Linked DNA regions of Mus musculus: region 1 is linked to region 2. A link is a loop called in an ENCODE intact Hi-C map of the cell type or tissue named here. Cell type or tissue: left cerebral cortex. All regions are shown on one strand. Links, peaks and the distances in the headings refer to the core of each region. The heading gives the core; the rest is flanking DNA.

What was found. A loop is a pair of places that touch in the nucleus more often than their neighbours do. Peaks named below come from ENCODE experiments on the same cell type or tissue, not always from the same donor. Only the 100,000 strongest peaks of a DNase experiment are listed, where the experiment ranks them.
Region 1: it touches region 2 in a loop (4-fold over the local background); 7 of 42 quality-filtered maps call a loop at or near these places.

The regions. Positions count from the first base shown.
Region 1 is chr17:31,761,062-31,776,502 of GRCm38, reverse strand. No RefSeq gene overlaps it. Among named protein-coding and RNA genes, the nearest start is that of Gm30316, 33 kb to the right of the region's middle. In left cerebral cortex, for the core only: no CTCF peak of the experiment used is centred there; DNase peaks (open chromatin) are centred at 9,061 and 9,470; H3K27ac peaks cover 193 bases.
Region 2 is chr17:31,846,646-31,862,086 of GRCm38, reverse strand. Sik1 (salt inducible kinase 1) reads left to right here and starts at 6,283. Exons shown (of 14, transcript NM_010831.3): 1 at 6,283-6,415; 2 at 7,023-7,193; 3 at 7,763-7,879; 4 at 10,491-10,554; 5 at 10,691-10,852; 6 at 11,022-11,146; 7 at 11,238-11,361; 8 at 11,936-12,159; 9 at 12,413-12,568; 10 at 13,006-13,128; 11 at 13,239-13,455; 12 at 13,911-14,192; 13 at 14,826-15,054. The coding sequence starts at 7,038. In left cerebral cortex, for the core only: CTCF peaks have their summits at 5,816 and 6,015 (motif pointing right); DNase peaks (open chromatin) are centred at 5,761, 6,111, 6,931, 7,111 and 1 more place; H3K4me3 peaks cover 2,843 bases; H3K27ac peaks cover 2,208 bases.

The DNA of each region.
Region 1 (15,441 bases), core at 6,640-11,639, 89 kb after region 2:
ACCCAGGCTGTTTCACTAGCCAAAGCAATTTACAAGGAGTTGGGCATGTATCCCAAGTCGGAACACCTCATGTTGTCCAGGATTTTCTTGGACGGTTAGTAGAATCACCAGGATCCCCCAAGTTCAAGGAGGGCCCTGTACTAGGGTTCCTGGGTCACATCTGCTGAAAATGAAGCCACCCCAGGAAACAGCAAACTTGGGGGACACTTGCAGTCATGGGGCTCTCTGCTGTGACTCTTTCACTGTGGAGCTCAGACACCTGGAGAGACAGGGTGGAGCTCAAACAGGTTTGAGGAATGGGGAAACTCAGCCAGCTCTCTAGCACAAGGGCAGTCCGTCACAGTATGGATAAGCCACCTCCTTCCCACCTTCAACCAATAGTGGGAAATCAGAGAGTCCCACTATTGCAGGGGTATGCTGCTCTGCCGCGCCACACCCTAACTTCTGGTGCAGCCAGCCAGCATTACACACCCCAGGTTGTGGTCCTTTCTTGGGGTTGGAGAATGGATATAATGTTTCTACACTGCAAAGGAGGGTAAGTGTTTCAGGTCTACTCAACTCTTCAGCTATACAGCTTTGGTGATTTTGAATGAGAATGGCTCCCTTATACGCTCATATATTTAAATACTTGGTTCCCAGCTTGTAAAACTTTGGAAAGGGTTAGGAGGTGTGTCACTGGGGGACAAGCTTTGAGGTCAAGCAAGCAATTCCCACTGTGTGGTTGTGAATTGAGACGTGAGCTCTTAGCTGTCCCTTCGTTCCAGCGTCATGGATTGTGACCATCTGGAACCATAGCCAACGGACCCCTTTCTTTGATAAGTTGCCTTGTTCGAGGTGTTTTGTCACAGCAAAACAAAAGTAACCAAGACGACACCTTTAATAGTTTTAGGCTCTCAGGCAGACCTATTACTCCAGAACGCTCCCCTAGTCCTGAGCAAGCAGGTTGTGTCCAGCTTTCTCATCTGCACCATCCCATGAATTCCTTCAAGAGCACATCCTAACACTATTAGCTCAGCCGGGCATGGTGGCGCACGCCTTTAATCTCAGCACTCGGGAGGCAAACGGATTTCTGAGTTCGAGGCCAGCCTGGTCTACAAAGTGAGCTCCAGGACAGCCAGGGCTATACAGAGAAACCCTGTCTCAAAAAAACAAAAACAAAAAACAAACAAAAAACACTGTTAGCTCACAGGCAATTCCCCTAGGCTCCTCCCAGGGACTGAGCAAGGCTGGCTTATGTCATCACATAGCACGTCATCCAGTCATACGTCATCATGCCATCACCTGTTGCTGCCAAGTGACCAGGCCTGAGTGGACTGCCCACCTCTCCAGCTCCCTCCCCCTCTCCCTTCCTGTTCCCCTCCCCCTTCCTGTTCCCGCCCCCCCCCCTTGTCCCTTCTCTCCTCTCCCCCTTTCCAACATTCTCTCACTTCTTTCTGCTGTTCCCTGTGACGCCTCTAATATGCCCTCGTGACTCTGCCCCCGTCTGTCTGCTTGTCTACATGTCTGTCCACTCACCTACCTCTACCCCTTCCCAGATCCTCAGTCTGTAACTCCTCCTATGCCAGAGGAGGAAGGACCAGCACTGTGATGGCCTAGGGGACCCCAGCTCAAGTGGCATTTTAACCAGGAATCTTTACCCAGAGTCCTGCTCAGAAGGCAAACATTAGGCTTTCTCAAAGTACCTCAGGCTATCCCTCCTACCTCAGGTATCTCTCAATCCTACTAGGTTTTCAATCAGCCACAAGAAAAGAAAGACTGAGCAGGTATTAAAGAACGCCGATGAGCACATGGCCCCACAAGTTCTATGTCTGTAACACTACAGAAACACTTAAGATAGGGAAGGCTGGGAACCCATGTAAGGTGACCAGATTCAGGCCTTCCTGAGAGCCTTCAGCCCCACCATCCGCATCACTAGACAGTTGTGGCACTTCCTATTAGGTGCCCCGCCACCCTGAGGCCACTACTCCATAAGCCCATGTTGATTCCCCATGACCTGCATGTTTTATGAGTATGCCTGATTCTCATATCAGCCCTAATGCCACCTTGGAAGCCCCCTTCTGCCAGTCAAAAAAAGACACTAGAGAATGTCACTCATGGCTGCTACCCAGCCCCAGCTTTAATCAGGCCTCCATGCAATGACCTTAAAAAAAAAACAAAAAACAAAAAACAAAAAAAAAAAAAAACAGCTGGGCATAGTGGCACACGTCTTTAATCCCAGCACTTGGGAGGCAGAGGTAGGTGGATTTCTGAGCTTGAGGCTAGCCTGGTCTACAAAGTGAGTTCCAGGACAGCCAGGGCTATGCAGAGAAACCCTGTCTCAAAAAACAAAAAACAAAACAAAAAAATTTATTTATTTAATGTATATGAGCACTCTACCTGCATGTACCCCTGTGTGCCAGAAGAGGGCATCAGATCCCATGATAGGTGGTTGTGAGCCACCTTGTGGTTGCAGAACTCAGGACCTCTGGAAGAGCAGGCAATGCTCTTAACCACTGAGCCATCTCTCCAGCCCCCTAGAATATCACCTTTGCAGCATACTCTCTGAACCCCTAGAGAACACACCACCCTGGGGTGTTGGAGAAGGAGCTAGTCCCTCACCTGGGCCTCAGGACCATGATATACACCGGGGAATGACTTCTCCCTCCATTCTATAACCCAGGGGCCCAGGTCAACCAACCATAGGAGAACAAGGTGTTTATGGCAACTCCAGAGACCCCATTCCTGTCTCTTCAGGGTTCTTTAGTGCTCTCCATGACCCTGGTGTCCTGGTTTATGCCACCTCCCAACAGTTGCTGCCTCAGTTCTCACATGACCTCCCCCAGTGAGTTCAGGGTGACCTCACCCTTATCTGAGCAGTCCTTCCAAGGCTCACACACTCACATTCATAATGTCACAGTGTCACAAACTCACATTCATGGGCTCAAGTGGACATGAATTTGGGGGCATGGTCACAAAACTTCAGAGAGTAGGGCTTAGAGAGATGGCTCAGTGGTTAAGAGCATTGGCTGCTCTTCCAGAGGACTCAGGTTTGAGTCCCAGCACCCATGTAGCTCTTCACAGCCATCCAAAACTCCAGTCCCAGGAAGATCTGGTCACTGAGGATACTGATTATGTATACACAGTACACAAACATATGTGCAGGAAAGACACCCATACACATAAGAAAAAAAAATAAGAAACAAAGAAAAAAAGCTTAGCGGGGTAAGACATGTGAGTCAAGTTCAGAGTCCCCCAGTTGGTTAGAGTCTGGAGCAAAGCTTGACACTCACCTTCTCAGTAGCAGAGATGCCTTGAAGTCCAGGGAGTGCCTCGCTGCCAGCATCCCCACGGCAAACCCTGCTGGGCTGCCTCTTTGGCGCCCCTACCACCTCAGAGATGGAACGTGTTTCAGATCTGTTGTGAAGAGGCAGGGTGTGATAACGTGGCATGCCATTGTTTGTGTGGAAAAGGACAAACGTGAATACACACGAGGCTATTTGTAGTTGCAAAGATGACCTAGAAAGATAAATAAGAAGCTAATAAAAAATAGTGACTTAGGAGCACCGGGGTGGTAGACTTTAACTTTCCCAAACGTACTTGGCTGTAGCAGTTGATGCCAGAACCATGTGGCTGTTCTCCATGTTAAGAATAAATAAACAAATAACCTTCAGCTTTAAAACAAAGTATCCTTTAAAAAGAAGCCAACAAAATAAAGCTTATACAAGATTTATACAATAACCAAGTAGAGGGGAAAAAAAGATTTATTTCAAATGATGTGAGAGCGGTATTCAGACTGGACTTTTTTTAGCGGGCTACATCTTCAGAGAGGAGAACTGCAGAGGCCATGGACAACACTGCACCAGTCCCCACTATCAGCATAGTTTCTGCCATGGGGGTTCCCCCTCTTTGTGGAAAATCAACAGTTCTGAGAAGGTACCCCAGTTATTATTGCCCGAGACAAGCATGCCCGTGCAGGGTCTAATTGGCTAAGTAGCAAAGGAGAGCTGTAGGTGTGAACAAGACCTGGGATTTCATGGTTAAAAACAGCTTTTATTTCCATGTTCCTGAGGAGGCTGGGAGTCCTGGCCGCTTGGCAGCCCTGAGGCAGCTGAACAGCTAACTAACCCACCTGCTGTGGCTGACTGACTACAAAGCAAAGGAAGAAAGGGGGTGTACGTGCAGGATTCGGGTTATGCAAAAGGTTAAGGAAAGGGCAGAGACTATGTAGACCTATGTCATGACCTAGGGCATTGAGCTGAGGAGACCTTCTCTGACGGTCCAGGCACCCTGCCTGCAACGGGTTCAAATATGTGTAATTTAGAGAATTAATTACACACACACACACACACACAAGCATGTGTGCACCCCCAGTTCATTCCCACGACACCAAAAAATAATGAAAAAGGTTTAATCTCCCTTCCGACCACTGGAGATCATGTCTGTGCTGACTAACTCCTCCCTCAGACAATTGCTAGTTAAGGAGGTGGGGGAGAGAACTGTGCACTCATCGGATCCTTCTGTGTTTTATAAGCTTGGAGCAAATGATATGGACAGTTCCTCTTTGTTAGCAGTTGGTTAACAAATCCAGGGTAGGTGTAGAAAGTGAGAACTGGCCCTCTGCAAGCACTCTGGAAGCCATTACTCAGGTGGCCATCACCGATCACCAGTGAGCCTCAGGCCACTAAGGCAAATGTCTCTGGGAAGTTGGATGTCCTGGGGCCAGCATTCCCTCTGACAGAGTGCAGCACCAAGTAGCCACCACATGAATTAACTGACCATTGTCCACATTTATGGAAGTGTGTGTGACTCCAGAGCCACAGGACACCAATGAATTTTTCCTTTTCAACCCAAGGAAGTACGGCAGGGCAGCCAGTTAACAGTATGTTCTGCAAAGAGTTATCCAAGCAGGAGGCTTTGCTTGGGTTCTTGGATAGGCCTTAGCATGGAAGAAAAGTGAAGGAGAACTGGTCTAGATTAAGAAAAAAATTAAGAGACACAAAGACCAAATGCAGAGTTAATCAAACATCAGTCAAACCAACCACTTGTGGGAAAGTACTAAGGGAATGGAATAGTACAGTTGAGAATGTCCCCATGGTCTCAGACATTCGAACACTTGGTCTCCAGATGGTGGCGCTGTTTGGGGAGGTTTAGGTGGTGCGGCCTTACGTCACTGGGGAAAGTTTGGAGAGCAGAAACCCCACCTACTTCAGTTTCTCTCTTGCTTCACGTTTGAAGTTCAGAATCCAAGCTTTTAGTTCCTGCTGCCATGCCTGCCACCTGCTGCCATGCTGCCCACCAGCATAGACTCGAATGCTCTGGAACCAGATCACTAGTTTCTTCTCTAAGTTGCCTTGATCGTGGGAGTTTTACCACAGCAATGGGAAAGTGATCAATATAGGGACCATGGGGAAAAAAATCAAGCATGGGCTGGTACTGGGTAGCTGGCACTGCTAGGGATCAGTTCTAATGCTTTGTCTTAATTTGGCTCCCAAAAGTTGTGATTCCAGATGCTGAGGACCCTTGTTCCCAGCTGGCTTCGATTTGTAAGGAGAGACAGAGGTGGGACTTTTAAAAGGGAGAAAAATAAGAGAATCAATGGCCATGACTCAGAGGGAGAGGGATCAAATCTAAGAACTGCAGAAGAGAAAGTATCCAACAATTATGTGGAAAGGAAAGGCAGCCCTACGGGAGGGGCTGCCCAGAAGGGAACAGGGCAACAAAGATAAGGCATAGATTTAGAAGGTGTTAAGCCAGGAATATCAGAGGGGGTGTGTGTACTAGCCGCGGGGAGGTTTAGAAATGCTCAACCATTGAGCATATTAAAATTATCTAGCATGTATGTGTCTTTCTTTCACTAATCCAGAGCTCTTGGGTGGGCGTGGCATGCATGCATACCCCACCAGAAGCATCAAGAAGCTTAACTAATTTGCAGCTATATGGCATCTTTCTTTCTTTTCCTGGTTCTATGATAATATTCTCTGGCAGAAGCAACATCAAGGAGAAAGGGTTCATCTTGGCTCACAGTTCAAGGCTGCACAGTCCATCATGGCGGAGGAATCAGGGCTGCAGGAGCTTGTGGGGGCTGATCCCATGGCATCCACAGTCAGCATGCAGAGAAGAATGAAAGCTTATGTTTAGCTCAGTTTCTCCTTTTGTACACAGTCCTAGATCCCTGCCCAGAGAACGACCCCTCCTACAAATAAGATGTGTCTTCCCACTTAACCTAAGCAAGAAATTCACAAGCTTGCCCAGAAGCCATCCTTCTCTGGGATGCTAACAGTTCATGTCTGGTGTGATTCTAGTTCATACCAAGCTGATAATTAACACTATCATAACCCCAACTTGACACCCAAAGTCATCAGCTTTAAACCATAACTTCCCACCCCTGATCCTCTTAGACTATCGCTGCCTTAATAATGTAACATGCATCCAGTCCAACTTCAGATATCCCCCAACAGTTTAAATGTCCAAAGTCTCTTAATTGTATTGTTATGAATGAGAAACTAGCTACCCCTGTATTAGCTTCTTTTTCTGCTGCTGTGATAAAAGGCAGCTTATATGGGCTGGAGAGATGGCACAGTGGTTAAGAGCACCGACTGCTCTTCTGAAGGTCCTGAGTTCGAATCCCAGCACCCACATGGTGGCTCACAACCATCCCTAATGAGATCTGACGCCCTCTTCTGGTGTATCTGAAGACAGCTACAGTGTACTTAAATATAATAATAAATAAATCTTTTAAAAAAAGGCAGCTTATACAAGAAAGTGTTTATTTGGAGTTTACATTTCCTGCGCTGTAAGACTCTATGACCCTGTTAGTAGGGAATACAGCAGCAGGCAGGCAGGCAGGCAGGCAGGCAGGCAGGCAGGCAGGCAGGCAGGTATGGCTTTGGAGCAGCAGCTGAGAGTTCACATCCTGAACCACAAGCAGGAGGCAGAGGAGAGCTAAGGAGAATGGTGTGGCTCTATTAAAACTTCAAAACCCTCCCCCAGTGACACACTTTCTCCAGCAAGGCCATGCCCCCTAGTCCTTCCCAAACAGCCTCCCACTGGGGAGGAGTATTCAAGTGCCTGAGGCTTATGGGGACATTTCCTTCAAACCACCACACTTCCAGCATATAATGCTACAAAGTGAATATTCCTATTCCAAAATGGAGGTATGGAGGTACAGCAAGAAATGATCAACCCAAAGCAAGACCAAAAAACCCAGCCCAGAAAACACAAACCCTGCAGCTCCGTGCTCAGCATCTGGAGTTGTGACGGAATCAGATGGGTTCCAGAAGGCTTGAGCAGCCTGCTCTGCCTGTCAGACAGCGGACACATGAATTCTTCCCTGGAATGGCCCACTCCATGCCCACAGTTCTTAACAAATGCCCCATGATCCTGACATCTTCAGTCTCCTTGGGTTTCCAACAGCAGCCTGGGCCTCATCTCAGAACTTCATACAATGGCCTCTCAAGGCCTCCTCCTCTCCATTCTCGAGCAGCTACATCCTGAACACACACACATATGCAGACACACACAAATATGCACACATAGAGTTACACATATATACACACACATATACACATACACATACAAACATACACATATACACGTGCATATATGCAGACACACAGAGACACACATACACACCTCTCCATTCTAGAGCAGCCATACCCTGCACACACAAACACACACATACACACCCACATATACACATCTATGCAGACACACACAGAGACACACACATATGCACACACAGAGAGACATATATATATGTTATATATATATATATGTATATATTCACACATATGCATACACACGTACACACACAGACACACACATATATATAAACGTACATATATACAGACACACATACATACAGATACACATACACATGTACATATTTACAGACACACACAGAGATACACATGCACGCATACACAAACACATGCACAGACACACATGCACACACACAAACATGCACATACACAGAGAGACACACACACTCTTTAAAAGCCAATGAAAAGGGCATGTGTCTGCCATGTCCTCCATATCTCTTTGGTTGCTGGTACTTTACTGGGGAAGCCACAGGAAGCTTGTGGGGAACAGGAACTGGAAGCTTGGTCACTCGATGGGCCACATACAAACAAGCAGTATGACGAGCACCCTTGTCTTGTTCACACAATGAGAAGAGACATCCAGGTTTTGTTCTGCTTCCTGTAGCATAGTGGGCATCTGGGGTCCCCTCGGCATGCAAAGGAGACCCTTGGAAGAGCACAGAGGCTCTTCCTATAGGACCTGTTCTATAGGAGCTGAGTTCCTGGTCCTGGAGGTAGTACCGGCAATCCACCCAGGGGCAGTGTCAGGCTACAAGGACTGCAAGAAACCTGTCCTTGGGAAGGGGATCCCAACAGTGGAGCGCCAACATGTATCTCAGAGCACACAGGAGGTTGATTCCATCCCAGCCTCCTGGGACCATGCCACTGTCCCTTGGAGTGTAGTTTGAGGCCCAGCCTTGGTCTACAGGGGAACTCTGTCTCTAAATTCTCCTTGCTCATACAAAGTTGGGGCTCAGGGGTAGCTTACAGGCCATCCTCAGTCTCGTGGCTGTGGAGTTGTCCCTGCATGCTCCCCCCGACTGACCCTTCCTCTAACCAGTCCATAAGGAGTGACAGAGGGCATTGCTTCTGCCTCCCACTCGGGTCCATGCAGGCAGAGCAGCATAGGGGTACGGGGCATGATCTGGGGTCCCATTCTGCCTCCTTATCTGGGGCGTTATTCTCCTTGGCTAGACTCTGCTTTATGATAGTGAGATTAGCCAGTTTGAGCTCTGCAGGGAGGCTTAGGGTGGAATGGGTGTGTGTGTGTGTGTGTGTGTGTGTGTGTGTGTGTGTGTAGGGGGTGTCCTCATCAGAGCCGGTCTGCTTTGCACACTAATGTGAATGAACTCTAGAGAAGAAAGACCCAGCACTTGGGGCTGAGCCCAGAAGCTATGTTTAGCAGCTTCCCACCTGCTTTGCATGTTGAAATAGACCCGTGTTCCCCACAAGGACAAGCATTTTGGGGTCACTGGTCCAGAGCGATGCTCCTTGTCCCACTTGCAGAACAGAAGGCAAGAGTTAAAGGGGATGCAGCAAATGCTTCCCGTGCATCTATCTGCCGGTCCCAGGCCGTCTGCCAGGGACACAGAACTGCTGGCCTTGGTCCAGGTGGGTAGGGCAAGCACAGGCCTGGGTTTGCTGAAGAGAAGGGTGAAGACTATCACTATAGTTAGGAGGCACGCATGCACCTTACAAGGACAGGCCGTGGGTGCGGCTTCCTTGTCCTCACAGGGCACCCACGGACTCCTCTTGAAGTCCAAATTGACAGTTGGTGACAGAGAAGGCAGCAGGCACACTCCTGTGTCACCAGGCTCCTTCCCAGAAAGAAAGGGGTCTTTTCCTAGGCGAGTGAGCGGTGATGGAAGCTGTCCAGCTCCACAGGCAGCCTGCTATCTTAATGACTGGCATGTGGCCGCTCAGCAGACGAGCAGGCTGGCTGCGTGCGCGGAGCCAAGAACAAAGCGGGCCATTAAAAGGCAGCGCAGAAGCTCCCACGGCAGGCCTCACGCCGCGAAGCTGGAGCAGATGGGCATGGGCTGCCTTCCCAGGCCTCAGGAGGAACATCAAGGGCCTTGTAGCAGTCTGTCACCCAGGACTAGATGTCTGGGACCGACCTCAGCGGCCAGAGACTGGCCAGTCACACAGCAGGCTACAAAGTCAGTCTGAAGAGGAAACAGACGGTGTGATTTATCCCCAGAACCCCCCCACTGCATGGGTTCTGAGGGCCATCTTATTCATGGCTTTTCCCTGTCTCCATTGCCACATTCAATTCCTCATTCATTCATTCATTCATTCATTTCTCCATTCATTCATTCATTTCTTTGCTTATTCATTTATTCGTTCATTTCTTCACTCACTCATTTCTTCACTTATTCATTTCTTCACTCATTCATTTCTTCACTCATTCATTCATTTCTTCACTCATTCATTTCTTCACTCATTCATTCATTTCTTTACTTATTCATTTGTTTCTTCACTCATTCACTAATTTCATTTACTCACTCACTCGTGAAGCTTTTGATCAAAACTTATTATGTTACCCAGTAATATCTGAGATTCTAAGAACCCCTGAGCTATAACCCCTTTTCCAAACATTTGCAAGTAAATAGCAGGCACTGGGAAGCTAGTGAGTCCGACCCAGAGGAGGCAGTTAGGCCTTAAACCTAGCCAATGATCTTCCTATTTTTCCTGAAAGACCCAAATCAGAATGTTTTTTTACATTAATTCACGGAGTATCGATATTGGCACTTAATCCCTCACGTTTTAAGTGCAGAATGTATGTCAAACAAAGCAGACCTGTGAGCCCCACCCAGCTCCTGGTTTCAGGTCCTGGAGCCAGCTATGTTGTGAACAATATATAGAGAGAAGACATGGGCCCAGGTGGGTCTGTCTAGCACACAACCGTGTGTTGTAGTCCCTGAGGCCGGCTGGCTTAGGCTGTGGTTACAGGAATATCAAGAACTAACCCTACCCCAGAGTGCCAGTGGGCCTCAGGCCTCAGCTGCTGCTGAGATCTTGTGCCGAGTGAAGAGCAATTCAGGCTGCCTCCTAGAATACCTAGGACTGTGGAAGCAGCCAGCCACAGCTCCAGGTCTCCTGATACATAGCAGTGTCCCTGACACTCAGGGTCAGGCTCAAGCTTCTCCCTCAAGGCTGTCTCTGGAGTAACCTCTCTGTCTTATACAAGTAAGTTTTAAATGCAATCCTTCTTTGCACAATCTGCCTGGATTCTCCAGGAGGATGGCCAGTCGGTCATAAACCCACTGGAGAGGGCTCTCCTGCTCAGGCCTTTGTGTCTTGGACATGTCTACTTCATCTCTGGCTTGTTTGATAGGAGAAAAAGAAAGCAGGAAATTGGGCTGGTATTTCACGAGAACCTTCAGCCTGCATGGCGCAGGGCGTTTACTCAGGTTTTGTCTGAACCTACTCTGCCTGCAGCTTGAGTCGCACACAGAGCTAAAACAGGTGCTATGGAAGCTGGCCTGCCCCACCCACATAAAAGCTCCTCACTCTATTGCCTAGTGTCATTTCTGGAAGGTTTTTGTTGGGCTACTGTGATGCTTTGTATATGCTCTGCCTGGGAAGCGGCACTATTAGAAGGTGCGGCTTTGGGGGGAGGGTATGGGGAACTTTTGGGATAGCATTGGAAATGTAAATGAAGAAAATACCTAATTAAAAAAAAAGAAGGTGTGGCTTTGTTGGAGTGGGTGTGGCTTTGTTGGAGTGGGTGTGTCACTGTGGTTGTGGGCTTTAAGACCCTCATCCTCCCCAGCACTTGGGAGGCAGAGGCAGGCGGATTTCTGAGTTCAAGGCCAGCCTGGTCTACAGAGTGAGTTCCAGGACAGCCAGGGCTACACAGAGAAACTCTGTCTCGAAAAACCAAAAAAAAAAAAAAAAAAAAAAAACCCAAAACCTTATCCTAGCTGCCTGGATGCCAGTCTTCTCCTAGCAGCCTTCAGATGAAGATGTAGAATTCTCAGCTCTTCCTGCACCATGCTTGCTTGGATGCTGCCATGTTCCTGCCTTGATGATACTGGACTGAACCTCTGAATCTGTAAGCCAGCCCCAATTAAATGTTGTTCTTGTAAGAGTTGCCTTGGTCATGGTGTCTGTTCACAGCAGTAAAACCCTAACTAAAACAGCTACCATGGACAGGAAGGAAGCTGTCTGTGGGTGCAGTTTGAATGCCTGCCCTGCCAGTCTGTCATCACCTTGGGAACCTTGTACTGGAGTTCCCATGAGCTGCTAGAGGTGGGGTTGATTCTGAAATGTGTTTGCATCCTGTGGGGAAATGTGTCCTGAGTGCTCCCCATCTGGTGCAGCCACAGGATCACCATCAACGCAGTCTAATTTCCAAGATACTTGTGGTAGGACAGTAAAGCCATGAGGTCACTAGGACTTGGTCATCATCAGTGGCCCCAGTCAGAGCATGGTGGGACAAAGATACAAGTGTGACCAAAAACCACCCCAATTTCTACAGGGACCTCAGCTAGCATACCTTCAAAGGAGGACACTTGAGGTGCTGAGGCAGAGGCAAGACATGACCAGGGAAGGGTGATGAGCAAGGAGATGACTTTTTCTGCCTTCTATATGGCGGCACCATGTTGAAGGGCACTATCAGAAGGTGCAGCAGTTGGAGGCAGACCCTGGGACAGTCATAGGCTTTGCTAGTGAGTGTCTGGACCTCTAGTCTTGGCCGTCAGTGGATACTTCTGTTCTTAGGGTTTTATGGCTATGAAGAGACACCATGACCAGAGCAACTCTTATAAAGAAAAACACTTGGGTATGGATTATGGTTTCAGAGGCTTAGTCCATTATCATCATGTCAGGAAACATGGTGAATTGAAAGCAGACATGATTCTGGAGAAGAAGCTGAGAGTTCTACATCTTGATCCAGGCAGCAGAAGGAGACTGTGTGGCACACTGGGTGTAACTTGAGCATAGGAGACCTCAAAGCCCACTACCATAGTGACATACTTCCTCCAACAAGGCCACACCCACTCCAACAAGGTCACACTCTTCATCAGCTAAGAATTCAAACACATGACTCTGTGGGGGCTAAACTATTCAAACCGCCACAGTATCTGACCACCAGAAGGGAGAAGACAGTTCACGGCCAAGGCTGAACATGGCTGTAGGAGCTCTGGGGACCCTGGTGCGCTTATGGGTCTCCAAGGTTGCAAAGGCCTGGAGCCTGAGTCACTAGTGTACAAAATCCACCACTGAAGCAATGTGAGGTTGCCAGACAGTAAGAGCCAGAGTGACCCCCAGGGAGGTCACAAGGGTCTGATGCAAGGCTGGGTGGAGAGAGAGGTCCCCCCAGCAGTGGTCCTCCAAGAACCATGAACACAAGTGGACAATGAGGTTGGCACCATGGGGCGAATGTCCAGGGCAGCCACCTAGGACTGATGTTACCCGTACTCTGTAAGCTGGGTTTATCGATCAGTTTGGGCTGTGTAACAAAGCACACTGGCCCAAGACCACAGGAAACCCTTGTCCCACAGCTCAGAAGACCAAAATCAAAGACGGGAGCATTAACATAGTCAATATAAAACTCTGGTTCAGGCTTCTCAGAATCCAGCAGCCTCTGTCCTCCATGTATGACAGTCCTCTCCTGTGCCCTCATGCTGGCCTCCCTCCCACGTCCAAACCATTCCTGCTGACTCTCTAGCGCTCCCTACTGAGATCATAGGAACCCCATTTCCACAAAGCCCTAAGTCTAACTGAGGCCATTCAGTGACTTCAGCATCCTCTGGAGGAGGCCACAGGTCACCTCTCACCCTACCCCTGCTTGCAACTACATGCAAGCAAAAGCTCCAATCTGTGAGCTGTGAACTCCACGTGTAGCGTGCAGTCCCTGCTGCTGCTCACTGCTCTTCAATAGAGCTGAAAGGACAGGGACATCTTTCTCATCTTCTCACTGACTCCGGTGAGCACCTGGGCGTGGTCAGTCCGTAACCAGAACGTTCCTTCTCTGCATAACTTCATGTGCCTCTGCACATGGCCCACACTACTCCCACATGTACTGGTGAAGAGTCTTGGGGGCACCCCTGCCTTCCTCTGGCTATGGAGAAGCCCATTTTAGGAGCAATGTTTCCACAACTTATAAAGTTTCAATATACAAACTGGCTCCGTTGAAACAGAAGCTACTGGCCCCCTTCCGCCGGTCCATGAATCTGAAATGTATATGCCCACTAGTAAGAGGATGGACAAAGCTGCAGCTGTCCTAGGTCTGGAACCACCTCCTCATCTTGTTTCCAGCCAATCACCACCCAGGCCTGGGTAGAGAAAAGTCAACCTCCCTCTCATGCCTACTGTACCCGCAGAGGTGATCAGAGAGACTTGTAGTAGGAAGTAAGGCACCTCTAGTCTCAGAGATGCAGCTAACCTCATTCTCATTCCTTATAATCACCGTGGTTGTCTGTCAGTGCTGTAGAGAACAGAGTATCTCTCAACTCAAGACTCGCCTTGCCTATTAACTGCCTCTAGAATGCCTCCAAGTACATCTAGCTGTTTCCTAGAACCTTTCGTCCACTTAGAATTTTGTCAGAAAGAATCATGCAACCCTTCAGACAAGCGTGCCCAGGAAGGGGCTCAGACTCAGACAGCTTAGACTTCAGGGAGATACAAGGAGCTGCTGGCATTATCTTAGGATGGAGATACCCTGAGCTCAGGCGCCAGGCGCTGGCCCTGATGCCCAAGCCAACCACTCAGCCCAGCTCACACCAGTTCAGCAAAAGAACGTCAAGTTTTGATGATGCCTGGTATAGAGGAAGAGGCAGTTCTCACACCAGGAGGAACTGGAACAGTGTGACTTTTAGGGGCTTGCGATATTAAGTAGCAGAGATGGGAGCTAGACAGTGAATGTCAAAATAAGAAGGTGCCCTATTTGGCATCTATGTGCAATATCCTTGAGGTCACCAAAAGTATGGAACCCCTGACATCCTTTCCTGCTAATAATAAGAACCCCAGCCCTGGATGAATGCATTCAATTTTCACCCCTTATCATGACTCAGTGAAAAAGATTCTATGGGCTGGAATGCAGGCACAATGGCAGCTGCTCCAGCAGTCATTTTGGGCCACAAGGCATAATCTATAAATGATAGATCCATGGGCCACATGTCACCGAGTATAGCTATGGCAGGGTCCATACAATATTATAAACTTAGGTCAGACACTGTGAGATGTGTGTTTTGTAACTCATTTGTGTGGTTCCTGGTTGTGGATTTTATAGACAATGATGACATCAGGGCTCAGTGTCAAAGGTTGGGCACGCCTGAATGCAAGAATTCAAAGTGCTCAGCACTACCACTATGCAGGCTCCATCCAGATTCTGTATCGGAGTATATTGCTGTGGAGCCACCTAATTTTAGCTGGGGACATTCTCTAGCTGTTACAGACTAGGTGTGACTGGGTATCACAATTCTAACCAAGAAATTTTAAGTAGAACTACTGCAACCTCCTTCCAGAAGTCATGCTAAGGGATAGGACTGTATTGCCTGCTGTGGACTGAGTTTACGCTGAGCCTACTTCTAATGTAAGAGTGTTGAGGGAGAGGAGGTTGAAAGATGTCTGCAGTAGATGGGGGCATGAGGGTAGGTTTTCCTGATGGGGTCAATGCCACCCTTTGCCTGTGAAGCTTTCCCATGGGAAGATGACTATACATAGGCAGAAGAGGACCCCCCAGCCCCAGCTCCTGTATGGCCACCCAGCCCACTGACTTTGGACCTCAGCCTTCAGGGCCTTCTGATCACAGCAATGAGCTATGGTGGTCCATTGTGGACTCGGGGTAACAGAAAAGGATTGGAAAATCTATAACACTTCTAATGATAGAGCAGACATCTTAATGGCATGGAAAACACTTGCAAAATAACTTTAA
Region 2 (15,441 bases), core at 3,588-8,587:
TCTCTGTGCCTATATCTGCACTTCATGTATACAGAGGTCAGGAGAAGGTGTCAGATTCCCTGGAACTGAGTTGCAGATGGATGTGAGGTGTCGCATGAAGTGCTAGGAACTGACACTAAGACCTTCAAAAGGAGCATCTCAGAGCTCCCTTAACCACTGAGCCATCTCTCCAGCCCCTCAGTTGTCTGTCTTTTGAGAACCAATGCCCTGGAAAGATGGTGCGGGTGACATCCAACCCCAGGGTTTCCAGCATCTAACAGTGCCGCCACAGCTGCTAACTCATGAGCCTTTGGGGGCCATCTGATAGCGGACTTCTTGGTGCAAATAATACTCGGGTTGACCTGTCCCTTCTCACCTTGACCTTGGCAGGGTGTCACCCTGTGTGTCACCATTTCTTGGCAGTCTGGGGCATGCTTGCTCACATTCACACCCTTAGCACCTAGCACGGCTCATACGGATTGTAGAAACTTGTATATATGGTTTCTGTCTGGACTAAAGAAAACAAACCAACAAACCCAGCAGTCTGCTGTGTGCAAAGCTGGTGGGCCCGAGAGGATGGGAGTCACCACTAAACATCTGTCATGGGAGTCACAGCGCCCTGTGCAGCCCTGCAGAGAGCCCAGTGGTAAAGCATAAGGCCGGCTCCGGGTCATGCTGGGGCCCTGGGGCTGCTCTCTCTCCATATCTGTTCCAGACAGAGCTTCCCAGACTCTGCCATGTGGACAGTCAGAACGTTGTTCATCTCTGTGCTTGCTGAAGGTGTCCTCCTTGTAGTTGCCTTTCCCACCCTCACCCCACTCCCAGGGTCTGAGCTGGGAGACTCAAAGTTCACCTGCTGTCGCTTTAGTCCCCAAATTTCTATGTTGATGGTCTGTGGAGCTGGGGCTTTGGGGAGGTAGTTGGGATACATGCGTTCACAAAGGAAGGGCTCCCTAGGGCCTTTAGTGGCTTTATAGGAAGAGGAAGGTACAGGGGCCTGAGCTGGCGCACCTGCTGCCTGCATCAAGTTATGACAACCTTATGATGCAGGAAGAAGGCTCTGGAGGGAAGCCAGCATCCTGCTCTTGGACATTCCAGACTTCAGGATCATCAGCTCGATAAACCATAAAGCAGCCTCAGCGACCAAAGAAGGCCACCGCAAAGCAGCTCTCTGGGCTCGGGCATTTTGTCACAGTATCAGAAAACAAACTGACATTCCCCAGGTGCCCGCTTCCTCTGATTGAACAGCAAAGAGCTGACATTCATGAACATAGGTCTATTCATCCTGGAGGAGGCACGGGGGACTTCAGACATGTCTCCCCAGGGCAGATGAGCAGTCCCAAGGAGGCATTCCTAAACAAGGCCCCCGACTGACTAGGTTCTGATGGTCCTTTTTGGCCCTTGCTGATCCTATAGACACTGACCCCATCCATCTCCGGCAACCTCACAAGTTTGTAGCACAGGTTGGCCACACAGGCATTCAAAGGCCTCATGGTCCTCAGGTTCGGACCATTGAGTAAGGCATGTTGCTGCAAGTGCCCATGATTCCTCATGACGACTGGCAAGGTAGCTCGGTGGAAGAGCACTTGCCTAGAACATGTAAGGGCCCTGAGTTCCCAAAGGAAAAAAAAATTAAAAATTAAGCTTCCAACCTTTGTGTATTGCAGGGCGGTACTACAAGACCGTGTAGTCACTGTGAAGTTTCGTATGGAGGTGCTTTCCACTGCTGTCATAAACACCGCGACCAAAAGCACGCTGGGGAGGGGGTTTATTTTAGCTTTACAGTTCACAGTCCATGATGAAGGGAGGACAGGGCAGAAACTTAAGCAGAGGCCATGGAGACTCCTCCGGCTTCGATATACCACCTAGGACTTCCTGCCTAGGGGTGGTACCACCCAAAGTAGTCTGGTTCCTTCCACATCAGTTGTCAATCAAGAAAATGCCAAAGGTAATTTGATGTAAGTACCTTCTCAGTTAAGGTTCTCTCTTCCCAGCTGGCTGGCAAAAACTAACCAGCAAAGGAGAGTTCTAAAACAAACAAACAAACAAACAAACAAACAAGCCAAAACCAAAAGAAACAAAAACCCTAAATGTAGAACTACGCTATGACCCAGCCTTACCAACCCAAGCTAGTATAACGCAGATGTTTTTTGTATATCCATGTTTCTAGCTACACTGTTCACGACAGGTAACGTGGAATCAGCCTGGCTAGCCACCATTGGGTGGATGAACAGGAAAATGTGCTCCATGCACCCAAAGGGATTTCATTCGGCTGCAAAGGAAGATGAATCCATGACATTTGCAGCAAAATGGATAGAACTGAGTGCTATCTTAGGTGTTCGTGCCCAGAAAGACAAATACCAAATACCACACATTCTCTCATGGATGCAGCCTAGATTTTAATTTCTATATGTGAATACACACACACACACACACACACACACACACACACACAGGTATTCAAACTAGAGAGAGGAAGTGGTGTCTTCTGGGAAGGTTGGGGGTGGGGAGACGACTGTAAGCCAATACTGAGATTTGAAAGAGGAAAAAAGCCATGTGGAGGGAAGGGGGAAGGGGAGAAGGAGAGGAGAGAGAATAAACAAGCTGGTGTATAAAACTCTTATGGTGAAGCCTATTACTCTATGTGCTAATGTAAAAAAAAAAGAGAGAGAAATAAAACTTAAAAGACCCAAAAGCTGAAATCTTAATTAACGAATACTTTTCCCATTACAAACAGGAAGCCTGGTGCTCTGTAACCAGGGCTAGCTGGCCATAGGTAAACACATATCGACTGGTATGTGCACAGGTGCTTCTCCATCTGTTTTGTCTTGGGCCACCTCTCCAGAACCCAGACACCTCCCATTTGTGTCCCGTCCCATGTCTCCAGAATTCCCACTTCTCTCAGCTGGGAGCCTAGGGGCCTGGCTTGTTTTGTTGATTTGTTGCTCTGATAAGTGGTTCCTGCTGGCTGATCTGGTCACTGTCCTGGGAGGCGGATGTCCCTGCCCAGGCATACTCTAACAACAGCGGCATTCTAGGGCAGGTGCCTCTGGGTAGGTGGGATGCTATCAAGGGCAAGGCTAGGCAGCCTTTGGGTAGACTTGCTCACTAAGCTCCTGGCCCATGACTGGGGATTCCTCAGTCTTAGGCCTCCTTTCTGCTGTCATTCTAAACCTGGGCTGTGACTCTGCCTCAGCACACAGCAGCTTGTCACAGTTCAGAAGTAAGGTGGACCCAAATAGAACAAGGTAAGTGACCAGGCTGGGGCAGCCCACTTTTCCTGACTGCCTCAGGAGCCACCAGGCAGAAGCTGTGCAAAACATGAAACCAAGAGAGACTCAGCCAGAAGGGGAAGGGGCCCTTTGGTACTAAGTGGAGTGGGCCAAGAAAGAAGGGTGTCTTGTTCAACTCTCAATGATACAGGAAGCCACCCTTCTCCTCAGAGGAACACCAAGGTCCTCACAGCTCAGGGTAGCAGGCCCATTTCTCGGAGCTGGTGTAGAACTCCAGGCTCTGTGCGTGTCGATTTAGGTCGGGAAGGTAGGGCCGTGGCATGGCCTGCATAGTCATGTACAGCTGAAGAGCTCCGGCCCAGCAGATAGGACTTCCAACTTCATGGTCCAAGCAAGAAAACCAGCCTCCAGGACCATCACACTCCCAGGACAGGTGTGATGGGAAACAGAGTGGTTCTCATTTGCCAGTCAGAGTACTGTGTCACCAAGTCACCTCACTGGCACAATCTAGTGCCCCTCCCCTGATCTAGGTGAGGAATCCCTGAGTCATTTGCTCATGTCTCCAAAAGCAGCGCATGCCTGGTGCTCTCTTCCTCCTCAAGTGCCAAAACATTACCACAGAACACAACAAAAAACAAGGTGCTGGAAGAAATAGTTTCCAGGGATCAATGACACAGAACCACTTGGGGAAGACAGGATTTCAAGAGAGTGCCAGGTACCAGCCCCACTCTCTGCCTCTATGGACACAGCAAGCTCCTCCTCTAGGATCTGGGAGGAACAGATATGGTCACTGCTGGCACAGGACAGCTATTGGAAGCAGATGCTCAGGAGGGGCCAGACACTTGCCTGGATCCGGGTTTGCCTCCGGACAGCATCCTCCACTAGGTCTGGGCCCCAAGCTTTTTGTGTTGCCTTGAGGACATGACTGAGGTATGGTTGAGGGGAATTTTTTTGTTTTTGTTTTTATTGTAGTCATGAGGGAGAGAACCACCAGAGGCCTCTGGAAGGGTCCAGATGGAACATGGTCAGAACAATAGACTGGACCATGAGAGGAGAGAGACAAATGGGGAGCAAGAGGATAAAGAAGAGAGAGGGAGACAAAGAAGACCAAGATGACAAAGACCGAGAGGGGGCAGGGGAAGAGAGAGAAAGAGACCAAAGAAGAACCAAGAGAGTCAGTCCATGGCCAAAATGGTTAGCTTACATAAGAATAAGGCGGCTGAGAGGAGCCAGGCACTTTAGATGCTGAGACATACTAACGCAAGTGTCAGCCCTGACAGGTTAATAGGCACCTCAGCCATTTGTCCTTTGGAACCTCACACTGATGACATGCTTGCGAAGAACACCTCAGACCTTTTGGGAAGGCTCTGGCTAGACCGAGGCCAGTGGGTGGACAGGCTGGGAAAGGATGGGGGCCCATGAGGTAAGAACAAGGGGTTTCCTACCCTCTGTGCAGCTCTCCTGGGAACAGGGAGAGATGTTAGGACGCCCAGGGGTGAGGGGAACAGCAGTAAGCTGTTCAGATAGGAGAGACTAAATAACTGCCCCAAACCTTGATTTATGAACCTGGGACAAACCAGGGGGAGCATGTTGGAAGACTAAGGGGCCCTGAGATGGCTACTGTCCTTGAATGTCCTTCAAAACACACGGACCGGGAAAGGCAGGGCTGCAACTGGTACGATCCTTGTGGGAGTAATGTACAGTAGCAGTAGTACATGGCTGGCCCCTGCGAGCCCTATCTCAGGCCAGCCTACCACCCGCCTCTACCCAGGAAGTCTTCCTCCGTTGAGGAATGAATTCTGATGAATTCTGAATCAATTGTGATTAATCAATCCACCCGGTGCTAGTTTTTCTCTCACACAGGAAGCCACGAGGAAGAGAGACACAGAAGTTTAGCTCCAAACCGCCACCTTCCTAGCCTTTGGAGAATCGTCTGTCCCCTTTCTCGTCTGCCCTTAAGAACACATCTTACTTTCTGATGAGGTGTGAGGGAACACAAACAGAAGGAGTCACACACATGCCATTTCCACTCTCTCCACACTCCGTCTCCCCTTTAATGGGCCCTGCTTCCGGCAGGCACTCTCAGGGTCAGTTCCAAGGTCCCAGCCGCCCTGTGTCCTATCTGTTGTCTGGAAGCAGCTTGGGGACAGACAGGGTGGGCCAATTGGCAGACAGCAAGAAAATGGGCAAAGTGCCCAGTCCTCCAAGGGCCCCACCTATCAGCCCTGAGTAGTGGCTGGGTCCTTTTGCAGCCCGTGTCTAAAGCACGCGTCCTATTCAGCTGTCCCAGGACACCACTGCTGGACCAGGCGGCCCTTGAAGCAGGAGGCTTTGGGAAAATGAGTCGCGTTTTCCTGCTTTAACTTTCCAACTTGCTGAATATTTAGAGGTTTTCTCTCTCTCCTCTCTCCTCCCCCCCCCCCTCTCTCTTTCTATAACAAAAGTAAGTGGCGTTCAACTAACCAACACTTTCCTAGAGCCAGGCATTCTTGCAGCTGGCCGGCCCTCTCAGGGATGAAGTGAGGGTCAAGGGGCAGCCACTGCTGGCGGCACATCGAGTGCCCAGCATAGCAGACTGATCAGTCTAGGGCCATCAGCCCCAGAGTCCCACGCCGAAAATCCCGCAGCTCTATTCCACCCTGCTGAGTCCGAAGCGAGCACTGAGCACCCAAAGGGCACCGTACCCACCATGAAGCCCCTGGAAGTGGTCCTAAAGCAGGCTCGGTCTCCTAGTCGGGGGCGGGGGTGGGGTGGGGGGGTGGGCTACAGCAGTGTCGCCCATGCCCGGCAGGGGGCGCCAGCAGTCTCGGGCGGTTGCTGAGCCGGGCCCCTGACGTCACCGCCCGCGGTCGCCATGGCGACGGCCTCACCAGCGCGCGCGTCAGAGCCTCCAGTCTCTTGGCAACCGCCCGATCTCCGCTCCCCCTCGGCAGGCACCGGGCCGCGCGTCGCTCTGGCGTCAAAACGACGTCAATGGGCTGTGCCTGCCGCGGGGGGCGGGGCGAGGCGGGGCTTGTGCGGGGCGGGGCCGGGGCGGGGCGGGGCGTTGCCGCGTGCGGCCGGCGGCGGCGGGGCGCTGACATGCGGCGAGGCCCGGGCGGTGGCGGCAGCGTTGGCGGCGGCGGCGCGAACGGCGGGCACCGGAGCAGAGCTAGCAGCCGAGCGGGTGGCATCCCGGGTCGGGCTCACGGAGGGCGGCGGAGGTGAGCAATGGCGCGGGTTCGGGTCTCCGAAACCCGCAGGTGCGCGCCTGGGGTCGCGGGCAGGACTCCAGCCCGGCGGGCTCCCTATTGTTGCGGGTCGGCGCCCGGAGGCGGGTCTGCGAGCGCCCGGTTGTGGAGCCTGTCCTGAGGAGCCGAGCGTTGGCACTGGTGGACGGGAGCGCGGTGAAAACCCGGGACCGTAGGGTGTCCAGGAGCTGGCTTGGGGTCGACTGCGGGTGGACTGCTGGCGCGCGCGCCCGGCCGGGACCGGAGGTCGGGGGGCGCGTGCGTGGGGGCTCGCACTGAGGGAACCTGGGATCGAGGGGGCGCGCGCGTGGGGGCGCAGGCTGGGGGTTCGGGATAGAGGAGTGTGTGCGTGGGGACTTTAGCCGAGGAGATACTGTATCAAGGAATGAGCGAGTGGGGGTGTGAGCTGCGAACCTGGGTCGGGGCCACACTAGGAGCCTGGGGCTGGAGGAACAGAGGGTTGAGGACGCACGCGTGGTGGCCTGGCGGACACAGTTTCAGTGGCCGGGTTTGGCGGGGAATGGGATCGGGACCGAGCCGGAGTCGGTCGGTGCTGAGCGCACTCCTCGCTGACCCGCAGGTGCGGCCCGAAGCCATGGTGATCATGTCGGAGTTCAGTGCGGTCCCCTCAGGCACTGGCCAGGGCCAGCAGAAGCCCCTCCGGGTGGGCTTTTACGACGTGGAACGGACCCTGGGCAAAGGCAATTTTGCAGTGGTTAAGCTGGCGCGGCACCGAGTCACCAAAACGCAGGTGCGCGCGCGTGTTGTGTGTGTGTGTGGGGGGGGGACTAAACCAGGGGGTGGATCCAGCCAGGGGGTGGCCCCCTGTGCTGATTCAGTCCTGTGGAGTTGATTGTCACAATTGTAAACGATGACATTGTTTAGTCTGGTAAAGGGGGAAAAAAGCTTTGTATTATGCTTCTACATAATTTGTACAATTACTAGGGAAGAGCAAAGATAATAATGACCAGCAACCGCCCCCTTCCGAGAGAGAGAGAGAGAGAGAGAGAGAGAGAGAGAGAGAGAGAGAGAGAGAGAGAGAGAGAGAGGGAGAGAGAGAGAGAAATAGAGAGGGGGGAACACAACAGAAGTGAGCAGCTCCTTGTAATAAAGCTAGCTGAAAAATACAGAGGCTTTAATTTAACTTCTATCCCTTTAAAAAATGTTAGTGGCTTCTTTTAATTTTTTCCCCCAACTTCTTGTGACCTCTTGAAGACATCAAATGTTTGAGAAATTCATTTGTCCAAAAAAAAAGTACAAATGAAGTAATGAGGTTACTTGAAGTTTTTCCCCCCCTTTTTTTCTTTTTAAAATCTGTAGGTTGCAATAAAAATAATTGACAAGACACGGTTAGATTCTAGCAATCTGGAGAAGATCTACCGGGAGGTCCAGCTCATGAAACTTTTGAACCACCCAAATATCATCAAGCTTTATCAGGTGAGCCGAAGGACCCTCGCCGCACCGTGAGCACATCCATCCTTCCACATGTCACACCCTGAGCCTTCTTGGGTCCCTGAAGGTAGTCAGCGTTTCTAAGGCTGTGTGGGAACTGAACACAGAGTACAAAGTAACTAGGTTGACCTTCACTGGGCTCTGCAGCTTTATTGACTGTTAGTCTCTTGCTCTGGGTTCTACTTGATTTTTGCCTCGTTCCAATTTTATCTAGTATTGTAATGTGTTCCAGTTTTGCACATGTTGAAGTCCGTTGTTGAAGTCCTGTCACTGTGAGGATAGCCATATGTATGTACGGTCAGGCTTGAGTGAAGGACAAACTTGAGCGAAACTGGAAACTTCCGCCTTTGCAGAGGATTGCTAAACGTTTAAAAAGCAGCTGTTCTTTCCCAGGTCTCCTTAAAGTGTCTTGGGGTGCAGTAGCCCTCGTCTCCCGAGTGTAGCCCGGAGTGCTGGGGGAAGCAAGGGAGATACTTCAGCCCTATGAACTTGCCATTTAAGCTGGGCTGAGGACATGCCGCACCCGTTTCTGTCTTTTGTTTCCTGACGGTCTTCCTCAATCTGCCTTGTGATAACTGGCCACTTCTGCTGCCGTGAAATAGCTCAATGTATAGAGGAGCCAGCCCTCGTGGTGTTGTTATTGTTGTATCTGCTTGTGTTGGTGTGTAAGTCCTGTCAGTGACTCTCAGGATCCTCATGAGCCTGAGGTGACTCCAAGGGACAGTTGGAAAAGCTGTGTTTATGGTTCAGGAGGGGAAAGAACTGTAATTTAAAATTACCCTGGCCAGTCCTTCTCAGAACAAAGGCAGACAAGTCTCCGGAGTTTGTGTTTGGCCTGTGGTGACGGCTCCCTCGGAATCTCTTAAGCACAGAGCCTAGGGCTGTGCACTCAGGGGTTGTCCATTATTTCAATCTTCATCTCTAAGTTGTACTCGAAGACAGGTTTCCTCCGGGGCCAGTGCTTGAGAGAGGGGGCTGGGAAGGGTAGACTCCTATGCTCCTGTCTGTTTGTGGACGCCAGTCTATGCTGTCTTAGCACCCTCTTCCTGCCTTCCACTTGCCCACCGGGTTAGGTAGGCTCTTACCACTGAGGAAATGTTACCCGGGCGATGGATGTCAGAGTGGATATTTTAGCTCCTGTCTTCAGTGACTCAGCTTTCACGATTGAGTGGGCTGCTGAAGCCAACTGGTACTCTGGTCTTGATACTGGTGTCTAGCATTCATTCACCTGACCTCTGACCCCAGAGTCCTGCTGAGGCATCCCGTTCTCTCCTTTGGGTGGGGGTGGGGAGTGTTTGTCTGGTTGCGGCTGTTGAGATAGGGTCTTGCAATGTAGCTAGCTGCTCTAGCTGGCCCTGGTGCTCTCTGTGTCCTGATGGCCTTAGACTTGGGGCAGTCTCCTGCTGTAGTCTCTGATGACAGATGTATATCAACACAGTTGGTTTATTTTGGGTCTTGAAACGTTAAAAGATATAGACGCTAAGTTTGTTTTCCTTCTCCCTTTCTTCTGTGTAGAAAAGGCCTAAGCAGAGGTCTTCTGCTGCACTGTGGGGAGGGGGACAATGGCTGAAATTTTAGCTGAATTGCTACGGTTTTTAATAACACATTTCTTAGTAAAATTTATGACTCAAAAAGCGTCTTTAAAGTATCTTCTAAAGGAATAACAGCATGTCTTAAACCCAAAGAAATCTTTCTTTCTATTGCAATACAGTCTCTTTCTCTCCCTGAGATGTTTTCTTCCTTTATTTGTTGTATTGGGACAGTTTCACTACGTAGACTGACTGGGCTAGGACTTGCTATGTAGACCAGGCTGGCCTTGAACTTCCGGTAATTTTGCCTCTGCCTCCAGAGTGCTGGGATTACTGGTGTATGCCACCATACCTGGCTCCCCTGGAATATTTAACCTATGCGTATGCATAAGTGTAATTTTGATTTGTTTCAGAACCAAAAAAAAAAAAAAAAAAAAACCCAAAACCCTGAATCTTTGTTGCTTAGTTATGGTTTAATTTTTTTTTTAAAGTAACAAAGTTGCCGATCAATAAATGAACTCTGAAGGTGTATGTTGACATTGACCATTTCTGTTGACACATGCCAGGCGCTGCACTGTACAAAGAGCAATCCCCTGTAGCTTACCTGGCAAGGCTTTAATGTCTTGCTCTTAAGGTGTTCTTAAGGCCTAATGTCTTGTCAGTAGAGGGAGTGGGGGTGGGGTACTTGTATTGATCACTCAGTCTGCTATGGTTTTTGTCCATGGGGCTTCTAAAAGGACCTTCCCAGGATTCTAGCACTCATGGCCCCCTGAGCTCCCAGGAGGCAGGCACGCCAAGTGCTTGCCCTGTGCAGTCTTGTTAGTGGCTCTGTCCCCTTTAAGAGGAGGGGTTGTGAGGATGGTGGGCCAGAGGGGCTTCTCCCAAGGTGTTTAAAGTTGCTTCTCTGGGTTGTGGGATTTTTTTTCCCCTTCCCTCTCTCCTTCCTTAAACGATGGAGGCTGTTTCTTGGAGAGAGGTCAAAGGTTGTTTGGGATTCAAGTGCGACTATCACGGCTTCTTTGTGCGCCTTTCTCTACCACTTAAGTTTTTCCTTTTTGTTATTTCAGGTTATGGAGACAAAGGATATGCTCTACATTGTCACAGAATTTGCAAAAAATGGAGAAATGTTTGGTGAGTTGAATTCGTCATAGCTAATTTAGGTGAAGCCCGCCTTCTCTTGTATGCCTCCCCCCCCCAGGACCCCCCCACCCCCACCCCCACCCCGGCTCGGTGTCTTCTGGTGTGACTGTTTTGTTGTTTCCCTCAGATTATCTGACTTCCAACGGGCACTTGAGTGAAAACGAGGCTAGGCAGAAGTTCTGGCAGATTCTGTCAGCCGTGGAGTACTGCCACAACCACCACATTGTCCACCGGGACCTCAAGACGGAGAACCTGCTCCTGGACAGCAACATGGATATCAAGCTAGCAGGCAAGAGTGTGTGCCCGGCGGGCGGGCGAGGGGTGGCCCTGTGGGGACTCGAGTGCATACGAGTCCCAAACTGATGCCAGCGCCTGGCGGGCGAGGGGTGGCCCTGTGGGGACGCGAGTGCGTGCGCGTCCCAAGCTGATGCGGGTGCCTCTCTCCCTTTGCCTCACAGATTTTGGATTTGGGAATTTCTACAAGCCAGGCGAGCCTCTGTCCACGTGGTGTGGGAGCCCCCCGTATGCAGCCCCTGAAGTCTTCGAGGGGAAGGAGTACGAGGGTCCCCAGCTGGACGTCTGGGTAGGAGCCCTTTGTGGACCCTGCTGCCTGCCAGCACAGTCCCCGGAGCTGGCAAGCAGGGTCCCAACCTGAGCTGTCTGGTCATTCACAGAGCCTCGGTGTGGTGCTGTACGTCCTGGTCTGTGGCTCCCTCCCCTTCGACGGGCCCAACCTGCCTACGCTGAGACAGCGGGTACTGGAGGGCCGCTTCCGCATCCCCTTCTTCATGTCTCAAGGTGGGTGCGAGGAGCCTTGGGTAAGCCTGGCGGTGGCTTTAGGCAAGAGGTGGTGGGTGGGTCTTGGCAGTGCCTGCTCAGCTGTTTAGCAAATCTGCAGTCGAGTTGGGACTGGGTGATCAGGCGGCAACAGAAACCCAAGCCACAGGTGCTTTCCAGTGGCCTACTTACAACTCAGACAGGAACCTCTCCCTGCAGTCCGTCTCCTTCCTATAAGCCTGCCTCTGCAGTCCCCCCACCAGCCATTGCCCCTTCATCTTTGCAACTCCCCCATTGTCGATTGCAAAGCTAAGATGCCAGCCCCTCTTACACACAAGGCTTTCTGTTTCATAACTATGCCTAGCCTCACGTGTACCACAACAGGAGGTACTTAGAGAGATAGAGCGTCTTTCTCTGCGTCTGGTCCCCAACATGGTGGCTTTCCTCTGTAGCAGGGGAATCTAAAATGGCAGCTTCAGACTTCTTGACTGTCATGTGGGTGGTTTTTGCCTGTGTGACCAGCTCTACTGTGGGTGTAGGAATGAGCCCCCAGGCCCAGTTCCGCATCCTCAGTGTGAGCCCTTCCCGTCCACAGACTGTGAGACGCTGATCAGACGCATGCTGGTCGTGGACCCCGCTAAGCGCATCACCATAGCCCAGATCCGCCAGCACCGGTGGATGCAGGCCGACCCCACTCTCCTGCAGCAGGATGACCCTGCCTTCGACATGCAAGGCTACACCTCCAACCTGGGCGACTACAACGAACAGGTGCTAGGGATCATGCAGGCCCTCGGCATCGACCGGCAGCGGACTATAGAGGTGAGCAAGCTGTGTGGTGGCCGGCTGGCTGTGCCTAGCCCTCATATCCTGAGATGCTGGTGGGATCGGGTTACTTGGGAAAAGCAGGGCCCTTGCTGTGGAGTTAAAACAGAGCTACAGTCTAGTTTAAGCGCCAGCTTGTCTAAGGATATTCTTGACTGCCCGGGAGTCACCTGGAGGAGTCTCACAGGGAAGCCTAGTGGTTAGTGAGGCCGAGCGGGCTCGTCCTGACCCTACCATCCCTGCTCCCTAGTCTCTGCAGAACAGCAGCTACAACCACTTTGCCGCCATTTACTACCTCCTACTCGAGCGCCTCAAGGAGCATCGAAGCGCCCAGCCCTCATCCCGGCCCACCCCTGCACCCACCAGACAGCCCCAGCTCCGAAGCTCAGACCTCAGCAGTCTGGAGGTAAGGCTGAGCTCCCTCTCAAAGCCCAAGTTCTCCCGGCCCTGTGAGATGTCCCTTGGAGCTCATAGACCTGTGCTTAAACATGGCACTGATTGTCAGGGCGGTACCCGGACCTCACTGCAAGCTAACTTGTGCTTCAGCCACAAGCTGTGGGAAATGGAGGGGCTGTGGGGAGTGGAGTATGGGCGGAGCTATGGCTGCTTTACTCTGGGCCAGGCCCTGCCGGCTGTTGTTCTTGCATGCATGCATGTGCACACACACACACACCAGTCACCTGCACATGTGTGTGACCTCACAGATAAAGACTGGGCCCCTAGCATCATTAGCTAGTATCTGGCTGGCCTCTTGTCAGTTTTACCTGTAGGACCAGCCAGCTGCCACCGGTGCCTGACGCTGGAAGTACTCCCTAACAACCCATCCCTCCTTTCTGGCCCCAGGTTCCTCAAGAAATTCTCCCGTGTGACCCTTTCCGGCCCTCTCTGCTGTGCCCACAGCCCCAGGCCTTGGCTCAGTCTGTCCTGCAGGCTGAGATAGACTGTGATCTCCACAGCTCACTTCAGGTGTGTGGGTGCTAGTCTTCTGTGGGTTCCCTGTTCTCTCCTGATGGACCACCAGGATCCATCTGTAGGGAGAGCCCCGGAAGTGACGGGCTTCTGTCCCTCCCTTGCAGCCCTTATTATTCCCCCTGGATACCAACTGCAGTGGAGTGTTCCGGCACCGATCCATCTCCCCCAGCAGTCTGCTGGACACAGCTATCAGCGAGGAGGCCAGGCAGGGTCCCAGCCTAGAGGAGGAACAGGAGGTCCAGGAACCCCTGCCCGGAAGCACAGGCCGGAGGCACACATTGGCTGAAGTCTCCACCCATTTCTCCCCGCTCAACCCTCCTTGTAAGTCCAGAGACCCAGCATCCAGGGTGAGGGCCAAGACCACTTGAAATGTGCCCTTGGCCTGCCGCCTTCCCTCAGTTAGGGTTTGTGTGTGTGTGTGTGTTTTGTTTTGTTTTGTTTTGTTTTGTTTTTCATGACCCATGGTTCATAGTTAGGCGCGCGTGTACTCATCTCACTGGCGGGCCACCCCTTGGCTATCCCAGGCATTGAAGGACAGGTGTTTTGCCTTGGTTCTCTTCCTGTCCTGGGGTCTGAACCTTGCTGGTTAGCTTGCCATCTGCCCATGCACTTAGGGGCTCATAGCCAGGGCTCTAGGCTCTGGTGGCCTAGATTAAGTTTAAGTTGGGGAATACCATACCCCAGCTTCCCCTCACTTTAACAGGCCAAGTACCTCATCCCTCGGGCTGCACGCTGGGGTGTGAGGTCTCCTGCTCAAGTACCCGATCTCCCCACAGGCATAATTGTCTCCTCCTCTGCCACGGCGAGTCCCTCGGAAGGGACCAGCTCCGACAGCTGCCTCCCCTTCTCTGCAAGTGAAGGTCCTGCAGGGCTTGGCAGTGGCCTGGCCACCCCAGGGCTGCTGGGCACCAGCTCTCCAGTCAGATTGGCCTCGCCCTTCCTGGGATCACAGTCAGCCACCCCTGTGCTCCAGACTCAGGCAGGTCTGGGCACAGCCGTCTTACCTCCCGTCAGCTTCCAGGAGGGACGGAGAGCGTCTGATACCTCTCTCACTCAGGGTAAGGTCCGGTTCTGTGCTCATCCCTCCTGCCCCAGGGGGTGGGGGTGCTACTCTCCTAGTGGGCCATCTCTGTCCTTGATGGGAGTTGTGGATATCTCATCCCAGCCTGTGCAGGGCCATCCAGGCTCCTCAGGTGCAACCTCAGTTCTAGGCAGCTTGGCTTCCAGGGTGGACTCAGACCTGGCCCTGAGTGCAAGGGACAACCGTTCTGAACAACAAGCAGGAGGCCCAGGGTCAAGGAGGTGGCCTTTCCAAAACAGTCCCATGCCTGCTTCAGGCTTTTCTATGTCACTCAGGGTCAGGCTACCTACGAGGCCCTCTATGTCTGTGTCAGTCCAGGTAGCCTCCGGCGTCTGGTGCACTGCATATTCTCCTCCACAGCATCCCCAGACACACCAGTGGGAGGGCCCACAGCCCCAGACCTAGGAAGATGACTGATCACGGAGGAGGTGTAGATGTTGGACTCAGGAGCTAGCAACTGCCAAACGAGCCCTGTAGGGAACCTTGGCCATAGCTGCCCAGTTATTCTTCCCGGTCCCTCCTCCTCAGGGCCTGGAAACTCCAGCAGGCTGAAAGCTGTCGGCCATAACCTAAGAGCCTGCTAAACCCCTGCCTGCTCTTGTCTCCATAGGGCTGAAGGCCTTCCGGCAGCAGCTGAGGAAAAATGCGAGGACCAAGGGGTTCCTGGGACTGAACAAGATCAAAGGGTTGGCTCGCCAGGTGTGCCAGTCCTCCGTCCGAACTCCCCGGGGAGGGATGAGTACCTTCCACACCCCAGCCCCAAGCTCCGGCCTGCAAGGCTGCACGACCAGCAATCGGGAGGGCAGGAGCCTACTTGAAGAGGTCCTGCACCAGCAGAGGTAGGCCCGACACACATTCCCGGGCTCTTGGCCCTTTCTTTTAAGGAGCCTATGAAACAAGCATTCCCTGTATGCTTAGATGTGTCCTGCCATGTGGTTCCTTAGGGACCTTTATGTCAGGGATAGAGCAAGGAGGGACACTGGGTAGGTTCAGTAACCTTGAGAGCAATGGTGACCAAGACTCTCCTGTTGAGCCTGACATCTCTGAGTTGCCACAACAGCCAGGATGTGGGGCAGGATGGCTCAGGGATGTGTCACGTCACACACAGAGCTATGTGAAATCCCATCTGCAGCTTTGAGGTGGGTGGGGCCCACCTGGGCAGTGTGGAAACTGGGCAGAGCCAACAAGGGTGACCGACCTCCTCCCTCTCCGCCTCTCTGTTCTTC